Linked DNA regions of Homo sapiens: region 2 is linked to region 1. Evidence: read pairs that join two places in POLR2A ChIA-PET (ENCODE). Cell type or tissue: PC-9. All regions are shown on one strand.

Region 1 (5,000 bases):
TGTAATCTCAGTGCTTTGGGAGGGATGGCTTGAGGCCAGGAGTTCTAGACCAGCCTGAGCAACATAACAAGACACCCATCTCTACAAAAAATTTTAAAAAGTATCTGGGTGTGGTGGTGAACACCTGTAGTCCCAGCTACTTGGGAGGCTGAGGTGGGAGCATCCCTTGACCCTGGGAGGTTGAGGCTGCAGTGAGCTATGACTGTGCTGCTGCACTCCAGCCTGGGTGACAGAGGGAGACCTTGTCTGAAAACAAGCAAACAAAATCGTAGGTTCTTCCTCTGCTCCGTTGCTCCCTCCCCATCTTGGCCTCCTTTGCCATACCATAGAGGTGGGGCAGCTGGCGAGAACATGTGGCCCTGGGATATGCCTGTTTTATCAGAACTGATGAAAGTATAACATGTTCACTGAAAAACATTGACTTTTTTTCATTTTTTAATTCATTCATATTTTCATTGAAAATATGAAGAAAATGATGATTTTGAGTTATCATTGGTAGGATTTTGGTGCATTCCTTTTCGGTTTTTTCTGCCTGTGTGTACAAGCACACATGTATTTACAGGCTCAGGTGTGTGTTTCCACACATGCGCGTCTCCTCCGGACAGGTGGTGACACCTTGAGGGCCAGCACCGTGCCTGTTCTCCTCCTCTCCAGCTCCTCTCTTGAGCCTGGCGTGGATCGGGTGCACACAGTGGTAGATCACAGGGATGGCTGGACAAGTGCGTGATCTGTTTCCTGGTGAGCACCTGGAGTCCATGCAGAGCCAGTCCCTGTGATTTCTTTGCCTTTTTGGTTGATGAGCTGCTGGGTAAGGGCAATGTCTTCACCACTTTTGTTTCCTTAAGGTTGTTCAAGAGTCAGGTTTCTCAGCCCCGACACCATGGATATTTTGGACCCAATAATTCTTTGTTGAAGAGGGCTGCTCCATGTATTGTAGGATGTCTGAGAACACACCTGGCCCCTACCCACACGATGCCAGTAGCACCCCACTCCGAAGGATGACAACCAAAAATGTCTCTGGACATTGCCAAATGTCCCGTGGGGAGAGCGGGAGGGAGCAGAGTCACCCTGGGAGACGACCGCTGTTCCAAAATGCCTCTGTTTTTTTCCTGACAGTCTTCCCTTGTTTTTGTTTCTCCTAAATCCTGTGGATTTATTATCCGTTTTACATCCTATTTCCATGCTACTGCCGAGGGCAGGCCGTTGGGGAGCTGATGTGAATTATGGCAGCAGCTTTCTCACTAGCTGTTTGTCCCTGGGCCCACCCTCACAAGGCCATCTCTCCCGCTGCTCCCAGGTGGACCATGCCGCTACCCTCTTCACCCATGAACGGCCACCCTGCTGATTAAACAGGTCCTCAAGTTGAACGAGGTGTCCTGTAGCAGAAGAGGTTTTGGTATTTACTGTGTAGTTGGGGTATCAGCCTTCCTTGGCTAGTCTGGCGGTGATTTTCAAGCTTTTACAAGTCTTTGCGAGCCCGTGCTTTCCGTCCTGTCCGGTGGAAAGCGCATGGCCTTGAGGCTCAGGGGGACTTCGGTTTAAACTAACTCAGCTGTTCAAGCCTAATTGGCTTGCCTTGCCCATTTAGGTTTTCTGAACTCCAGTTTCTTCACTGTTTAAACAGGGATAATAATGCCCAACTCCTAAGGTCATTTTTGAGAATGAAATGTGATAATTTTGTGAATTAGGGCAATGCCTAACATGTATCATGTACTTAGTCAATGTTAGGTCCCACTTTAACACTTCATTGAAAAAAAGTAAAAGTGTCAAGAAATTGACACCTAGATTCTGAAATACCTTGTCGGAATTTAGGCAGAAGATCAGAGTGTTTTATAATTTGGTTTATTTTGATGATTGAGGAGACAAAGGAGACCTGAGAATTCACTTCCATGACAGCTGCTTTTACCGAAGACCTGTTGAGAGGTCTGCAGCTCCAGGCTCTTGGACTTTTCCTGGACAGTCCTCCCAACCAAGAGGTGGGTTCCTGGATGGCAGGAGTGATGTCCTCCTTGTCTGGGCTCCTCTCTCCTCACTGATAATCCCACCACTCGGCGTTGCTGCTGCTCAGCCATATTGACACGTTAATGAGCTAGTGACTTCTAAACAGGTTATCCTCCCCGGTTCAAGAAATCCAGCCATAATTACCATGTTTCATCGATATTAAGATGCATTTCAACATATCTGAGGTCAGAATGCATCTCAGAATCAATATTGTATGACAGTTTGATGACAAGTACTTTTCTTTCTTGGTGGTACAAAATAATGGTGCATTCTAGAATCAGTAGCATCTTAGGTTTGGTGAAATAAGGTAATTGATCACTGTTTACTAAGGGGACCTGTTGTCATTTCCTGGTGCCTAACTTGGTGTTCACTTGGAAATGCACTTTTGTATTTTGCCAAACAGAATATTTGTTTCCTGTCACCTTCAAGTTGAACATCTATTAACCATGTTAAAATTGAGAGAGGAAATTCTAGGCAAAAACTGGACGTCCCATGGACCCTGGACCCTGATGCTTGAGCCTGCTGGGCTGCTCGTGGCCACCTGGGAATCAGCAGTCCAGGATTTCTGCCCTTGCATTGCTGAGAATCTTGAGCAAATGTGCTCATCACTGCCAGTCTCCCTCTTCTCATTGGTACATGGAGTCACAGTGTAACCCCTTCCTATCTCATAGAACCGCTAGGGTCAAGCGACATGGCGTGTAGGGAAGTGCTTTATACCCAACGGTAAGAACAACGAAGTGCTGTTCCTACCTGATACGCAGAAGGGAACTGTGACCCAAAGACTTGTTTAAATTCACTGACAAAGCACAGCTCCAGGTGACTCAGTGTTGATTCATACCTGGCACTTGTCTTCTTATTTGTCTATTTCTAGGAGAGAGACTTTGAAATTATAGAAACTTGTCTGGTGAGATGAAATAGTATCCCAAAGGATCAAAAAGAAGTTACATCCTAGAAGTAGAATGCAAGCTTTTTTTTTTCTTTTTTCATTTTATGCTTTCCTGTTTCACTGCCTTGGCACTGGAAAATATGGGGTAAAATGTTGTTAACATTAACACAAATATATTTATCATGAAGAGTAAATCTAATCTCTTATGTACAGTGTTTTAAAAAAATCAAGTTCTGGCCAGGCGCAGTGTTTCACGCCTGTAATCCCAGCACTTTGGGAGGCCGAGGTGGGCGGATCAGGAGGTCAAGAGATCGAGACCATTCTGGCTAACATGGTGAAACCCCGTCTCTACTAAAAATACAAAATTAGCTGGGTGTGGTGGCGCGTGCCTGTAGTCCCAGCTACTTGTGAGGCTGAGGCAGAAGAATCGCTGAAACCCGGGAGGCGGAGGTTGCAGTGAGCCAAGATCGCGCCAGTGCACTCCGGCCTAGCGACAGAGCGAGACTCCGTCTCAAAAAAAAAAAACAAAAAATTAAGTTCTGCAGTGCAACAGGTGCTGGCTCAACCCTCGCCCCAAAACCTCATGGCAGTGTGACCAGCACACACAGGTGACCTTGAGGCAAGTCAGCCAAACTTGCTTGACCTCAGTTTCCTCACCTGCTAAAATCTTAAAAAGCTGTTGTGAGGATGACATGAAATGAATAGAAAGCACTTACGTTATAAATGCATGCAGAGCCTTGCACTTAGAAAGCACCAGAAAATGTTGGCTCTAATTATGCTTCTGAACAACCACAAAACGCGCTATTGTGCAATTGCCAGTGACTGGTTCTGCCGACAGAATCAAAAGCTTGGTTGTGTCTGGGAGGAAGGAATGAAGTGGTGTTATTTTCATACTTAATGCTGGCGTTAATAAGCTACACACACATGTCAATTTAACAGTAGTCTGACCTAAATAATATTGCATTTTCGACACATACAGCATGTTATACAGTAACCAAATCAAGAATCCTGGTCGAAACCTTACCAAACAGCTTTAAAATATTTCCTTTCAAATGAGATTCTTGAAGTTCACTGTTACCCACTCCATGTGCTGAAGTCTTAAGCAGCATCCTACTTTTATGCTTAAAAGCCTAGGAGACATGGCCGGGCATGGTGGCTCACACTTGCAATCCTAGCACTTTGAGAGGCCAAGGTGGGTGGATCACCTGGGGTCAGGAGTTCGAGACCAGCCTGGCCAACATAGTGAAACCCTGTCTCTACTAAAAATACAAAAATTAGCCTAGCCGGGCATGGTGGCGGGTGCCTGCAATCCCAGCTACTTGGGAGACTGAGGCAGGAGAATCATTCGAACCCAGGAGGTGGAGGTTGCAGTGAGCAGAGATCGCACCATTGCACTCCAGCCTGGACGACAGAGCAAGAGTATGTCTCAAAAAAAAAAAAAAAATAGCCTAGGAGACCTGCCCTCAAAAAATATGCTGTGGGGAGATGGTGTCCTGCTGATCTCTCTCATTCAATATGGCATACAGACTTCTGAGAAGTTACCATGAACCTACTTTCACAGTTGAGGGCTAGGGAAAGTCTTATAGTGTGAAATTCATTAGCCTCATGCGCTGTGTGAAATTCATTAGCTTCACACACTCTGCCCTCTCTGTATTTCTTTCTCCACTCCCCACCCTGTGTTGCCACAGCTGAATGGTGGAGGTACTATTGACTTTTTCTTCTTCATCAACTTTATTGAAGTATAACTTACATACAGTAAAATTCGCACGTTGTACGTGTACAGGTCAATAAATTTGGACGAATATACACACCCATGCAACACCACCCCAATCAAGATACTTCTGCTTTTGCAGAAATCTCCTTGTCTCCCTTCCCTGTAGCCACACCCCACCACCACCCCAACTCAGGCACCCACTGACCTGATTTGTGTCATTCGAGATCACTTTAGTCTGTTCTAGAATTTCACACGAATAGATTTATACCAGAATTATGGTTTATTTTTCAGCTTTTTGGTATTTGGCTTCTTTTGCTCAGCATAATATCTGTGGGATTTATCTAGGTTGTTGCAGGTATCAGTAGTTCATTCTTTTTTTTTTTTTTTTTTTTTTGAGAC
Region 2 (5,000 bases), 190 kb before region 1:
TTCCAAGAAAATACAGTATAAATTTTGTGATTGATACCACTTTTCATGCTAGCCACATAAATTGTCCTTTTTGCTCCCAGGTTAAGAATTCAAGGCTTACAAAAATGAACACAAGGCTGGGCACAGTTGCTCAAGCCTGTAATCCCAGCACTTGGGAGACCGAGACGGGCAGATCACCTGAGGTCAGGAGTTTAAGACCAGCCTGGCCAACATGGTGCAACCCCGTCTCTACTAAAAATACAAAAATTAGCCAGGGGTGGTGGCGCATGCCTATAGTCCCAGCTACTCAGGAGGCTGAAGCATGAGAATTGCTTGAAGCCGGGAGGCAGAGGTTGCAGTGAGCAGAGATGGCGCCACTGCACTCCAATCTGGTCAACAGAGTTAGACTCGGTCTCAAGAAAAAAAAAATTATAATTGAAAATGAACACAGGTTTCTTGTATGTCTCTCCACTTAGTTGATTCTCTAGAGTGTGGTACATTTTACAATGTGTTGTCTGCAGTGTTTATTTACATTGTCTGGCATGCTACAAAGGTTGGTAGCATTTGCTAATAAGGAACCACTATGTGACCAGTGTAAATGATCTACCAGTGCCTCTTCCTGGTTTCGATTTCTTTCCTAGCAAAATACGGGTATAAGAAGTGAACCAGACGTCTTTAAGAAAGAGTATGTCTGCTACTCTTGTTTCCAAAAGTGTTTATATTTATTCATTAAAGAACTTTTGTTACTGAATTCTTTTTAGGAAACTTAGTGAACCATACACTGCCTGTATGGCCAATGATGAAGAATCAGCTTAAGGGGAAAAAATGTATAATGTCCAGCCAGGCGCAGTGGCTCACGCCTGTCATCTCAGCACTTTGGGAGGCCGAGGCGGGCAGATCACTTGAGGTCAGGAGTTCGAGACCATCCTGGCCAAAACCAACATGGTGAAACCCCGTCTCTACCAAAAATACAAAAATTAGCTGGGCGTGGTGGCAGGCGCCCATAGTCCCAATTACTCGGGAGGCTGAGGCAGGAGATTTGCTTGAACCTCGGAGGCAGAGCTTGCAGCGAGCCGAGATTGTGCCACTGCACTCCAGCCCAGGCAACAGAGTGAAGACTCCATCTAAAAAAAAAAAAAAGTATAATGTCTCACAATATAATGCAACAAGATTTCCTACTCAGGACTTACAAAGACCTGTGTCTCTTAAAATACACGGGTCACCGGAATGTAGGTTTTTTGGTAAGTGCTGAGCATTCCTATATTCATTTCCTTCCTCTGTTTTATGATTCACTGGAAAGCTTCAAGCCTTGAAATATTTCTGATTTGATTTTTGCAATATACTTTTTCTTCCCATTGCCATGCTCGTATTTCTGCACACCTCATGTGCTTATACAGTCCAATCATTTTGATGACTTGGGGAGGTGTGAAGAGGCTGAGCTAGACTTCATATTTTCTCCTGTCCCGTGTTCTTATTGTAAAGGAATGTAGTAATGCACTGTGTCTTTTTTGTGTCTGTTGTTGGCTACATGTCCTCAAAACATATTCAACAAGTAGACGTCTATTGAAAAGAAATTTTCCTAAGTTGTCCCCAAGAAAACGACGACACTGGAGTCAGTTCCGTGTTTATAACAGAGTCCCAACACTTGTTTTTCTCCAGGGTTTCTACAAGAAGAAGCATAAAACAGTGTTAGTATGTGACTGACCTTTGGCTTCAAGGCTTCAGTAAATCCGTAAAGTGAGATTGATTAGGATTAATAGCTTTTTGTCCTAGCTAAAAAGTGTTCGAGATCTTGGCTTAAAAAGAGTTCTTTTTGGCCGGGCACAGTGGCTCACGCCTGTAATCCCAGCACTTTGGGAGGCCGAGGCGGGCAGATCATGAGATCAGGAGTCCAAGACCACCAGCCTGTCCAATATGGTGAAACCCTCTCTACTAAAAAATACAAAAATTAGCCAGGCATAGTGCCATACGTCTGTAGTCCCAGCTACTCGGGAGGCTGAGGCAGGTGAATCGCTTGAACCCGGGAGGCAGAGGTTGCAGTGAGCCGAGATCATGCCACTGCACTCCAACCTGGACGACAGAGTGAGACCGTCTAAAAAAAAAAAAAAAAAAAAGTTATTTTTGATACCTTGGAATGTGTTGGCCGTTTTAGGTGCTTCCAGCATTTTATTCAAAGAGTTGAGAACATAAAAGGATAGCTTGATTATACTTAGACCTTAAAAAACTTTTAGGAGTTCATCAAACACATAACCTTTACAACTGGTTAGACTTCCAGCTTTCCTAAACAAGAGTATGGCACTCTTGCCAGTGTTGGTTTAAAGTACATGTAATTTACATAAAATAGCACTGACTGCAGCCTAGGTCTCTAAGCAGAGAATGCTCTGACAACTTTGTCTCCAGGTCCACTCTACTGTTCCTTATTGAGGAGGGAAACCAGGTTCACAGTGTTGTGCTTTCTTCTTTTGGCACCAAAAGGGGCTCCTCCTGGTTTATGAGTTTTAAAGGATGAGGGAAAAATTCATCATGGGGGATGTTATTTTCCTCAGTGGGTAAGTGAAGTCAGGGAAAAACAGAAAACAATGGAGATAAGAGGATGGGATGCGTTCAGTTTATTCTGTTGTTCTCACCACAGTAATTGACTCAGAAGGGACTCATTCTGAATTTAGTATCTAGTGTTAAAAGAACAGGCCTGGGGCAGGCGGAGGCCAGCACTGAGACACAGTGGTGGGTTGAGACCTATTGTATTTTTTAAGTTGTTCCAAGGCTGTCCAGGTGTCCTGATTTAAAGCCTGCTTCTTAAGTCAGGAAATTGTATCTTGTTCTGAGGTTTACTGTAATAAAGTACACAGTCCTAGGGGATGGTACTTCTGGCTCCATGAATCACTTTACAGGCTGGCTGTACTGACCCAAGCCTCATGATTTATTTATGCCATACCACAGTAGGAATGGCAAATATGTAAGCCACACATGGTCTATGGGATGGGCCTTTAACTGGGAAACTGCCATAAATCCGTGAAGTCAGGTAGGACAGAGCCAGCAGGAGCTCATGTCGTGTACAAGATTTCTTCCTGTTTTATAGGGACTTACAGTTCTAGAGCTAATTAAGTTCATCCTCCTTAGAGTGTATCTGTCTTAGTCTGTTGTGTGTTGTTATAAAAGAATATCTGCGCCTGGATAATTTATAATGTAACAAGGTTTATTTAGCTCATGGTTCTGTGGGCTAAGAAGTTCAAGGGCATGGCCCTGGCTTCTGGCAAGGGCTTTCATGCTGCGTCACAAAACAGCAGAGAAGGTCAAAGGGGAAGGGGACACATGCAAACAGGAGAACCTGAGGGTCCATCCTGGCTTTATCACAACCCACTCTCCTGGGAACTAATCTGTTCCCTGCAATACCTAATGCAGTCTTGTCAGAGTGGGAACTCACTCACTACCACAAGATCAGCACCAAGCCATTCCTGAAGGATTCATGCCCCTGTGACCTGAACACCTCCCATCAGGCCCCACCTCCCAACACCATCATACTGGGAATCAAATTTCAACATGAGTTTTCGTGGGGACAGACAAACCATATCCACACCATAGTGATATCCTTGGACTTTTTGTGTGCTGTGTTTATCCAGTCTTTGATTTACTGCTTACAAATCTAAAGAATAGCTCTGAAATATAGTCTAGTCCTATTGTCACTGATATTTTCTCTTCGATTTATTTCTATAAAGTGTTGCCCATGTTTTTCAAATAATTTCTATGTTTTGAGTAAATACTAAGGAGTGCGATGGCCAGATCTTAAGAGTATGTTTAGTTGTGTACAGAACTGCCAAACTGTCTTCCAAAGTGCTGTACCATTTTGCGTTCCCACCAGCGGTGAATGAGAATTCCTGTTGCTCAGCATTCTTGCCATCATCTGGTAGTGTGTGTTCTGGATTTTGTCCATTGTGGTAAGTGTGTAGTGGTATCTCATTGTTCTCATATGCATTTCCTGATTACGTATGATGTGGAGCATCTTTTTGTATGCTTATGTGCCATCTGTATATATTCCTTGGTGAGGTGTCTGTTAAGGTCTCTGGTGCATTTTCTTCCTTTTATCTTGTTTTATTTTTGTTTTTTATAATATTTTCAATTTTTAATTGATACAACATAATTGTACATATTTATGGGGTACATAGTGATGTTTTAATACATGCAGTGTATCATAAGGCCCATTTTTTAATCAGATCATTTATTTTCTTAGTGTTGAATTTTAAGTATCTTTTGTATTATTTTGGATAACAGTCCTTTATCAAATGTATCTTTTGCAAGTATTTTCTCCCATTCTGTGTCTTATTTTCTCATTCTCTTAATATTTGAATATTTAAACACATATTATTTATAAATTAATGGTACATTATTTATAATAATGGTTAAACGGTTGGTAAGTAAATCACTGCTGAGTATATACTGCTTTGAAGGGCCCAAGGATCCATTAGGCCTCCAGCTTTAACCCAGCACAGCATTCTGAAATACCCAATTCTCCCCAGAGTTTCAAGAGTCACCAGGCCTTAACCTTCTTATTGCCTCAAGGACTCTTAGAGCTCACCAGGCTCCTCCTACCACAAGCCTTCATCATATCACCCTGTTCCTGTTGCTTAGGGAGCTTTCTCAGGATAGCATTTCAAGATTGAGTACCCATCCTAGTTTTCTCAGTGTTCCTTGTGAGCCGTGTCACATAGAAGGCATTTAATAAATGTGTGCTGAACTGAGCTGAACCAGCAAGGGCAAAAGGGATTTAAGAGACTGCCGTTTTAATTGAAAAGGAGTAAAAAGACACTGGGAAAGGCAGCATGTATTGGGGGAATATGAGAAATTTCCAAATCACTGGACCATCAGGCTGGAAAATTTAGGTTGGAGCCAAACTGCAAATGGTTTGAATGTCATCATGTATAGTTTATGTATTTATATATACTTACCTTTCTCATAGAAGGGTGAATTTTTATATTATAATAGCTAGAATGTTCTTAGAATTTATCTTCTTAATTCAGAAAACA

What was found. Peaks named below come from ENCODE experiments on the same cell type or tissue, not always from the same donor. Only the 100,000 strongest peaks of a DNase experiment are listed, where the experiment ranks them.
Region 2: POLR2A ChIA-PET joins it to region 1 with 7 read pairs; 2 of 35 experiments call an interaction of 5 or more read pairs at or near these places.

What each region holds. Positions count from the first base shown.
Region 1 is chr12:1,538,126-1,543,125 of GRCh38, forward strand. No RefSeq gene overlaps it. Among named protein-coding and RNA genes, the nearest start is that of LINC00942, 40 kb to the left of the region's middle. In PC-9, no CTCF peak of the experiment used is centred here; DNase peaks (open chromatin) are centred at 2,826 and 3,695.
Region 2 is chr12:1,347,588-1,352,587 of GRCh38, forward strand. All of the region lies in intron 15 of ERC1 (ELKS/RAB6-interacting/CAST family member 1), which reads left to right. Among named protein-coding and RNA genes, the nearest start is that of LINC00942, 150 kb to the right of the region's middle. In PC-9, no CTCF peak of the experiment used is centred here; a DNase peak (open chromatin) is centred at 2,914.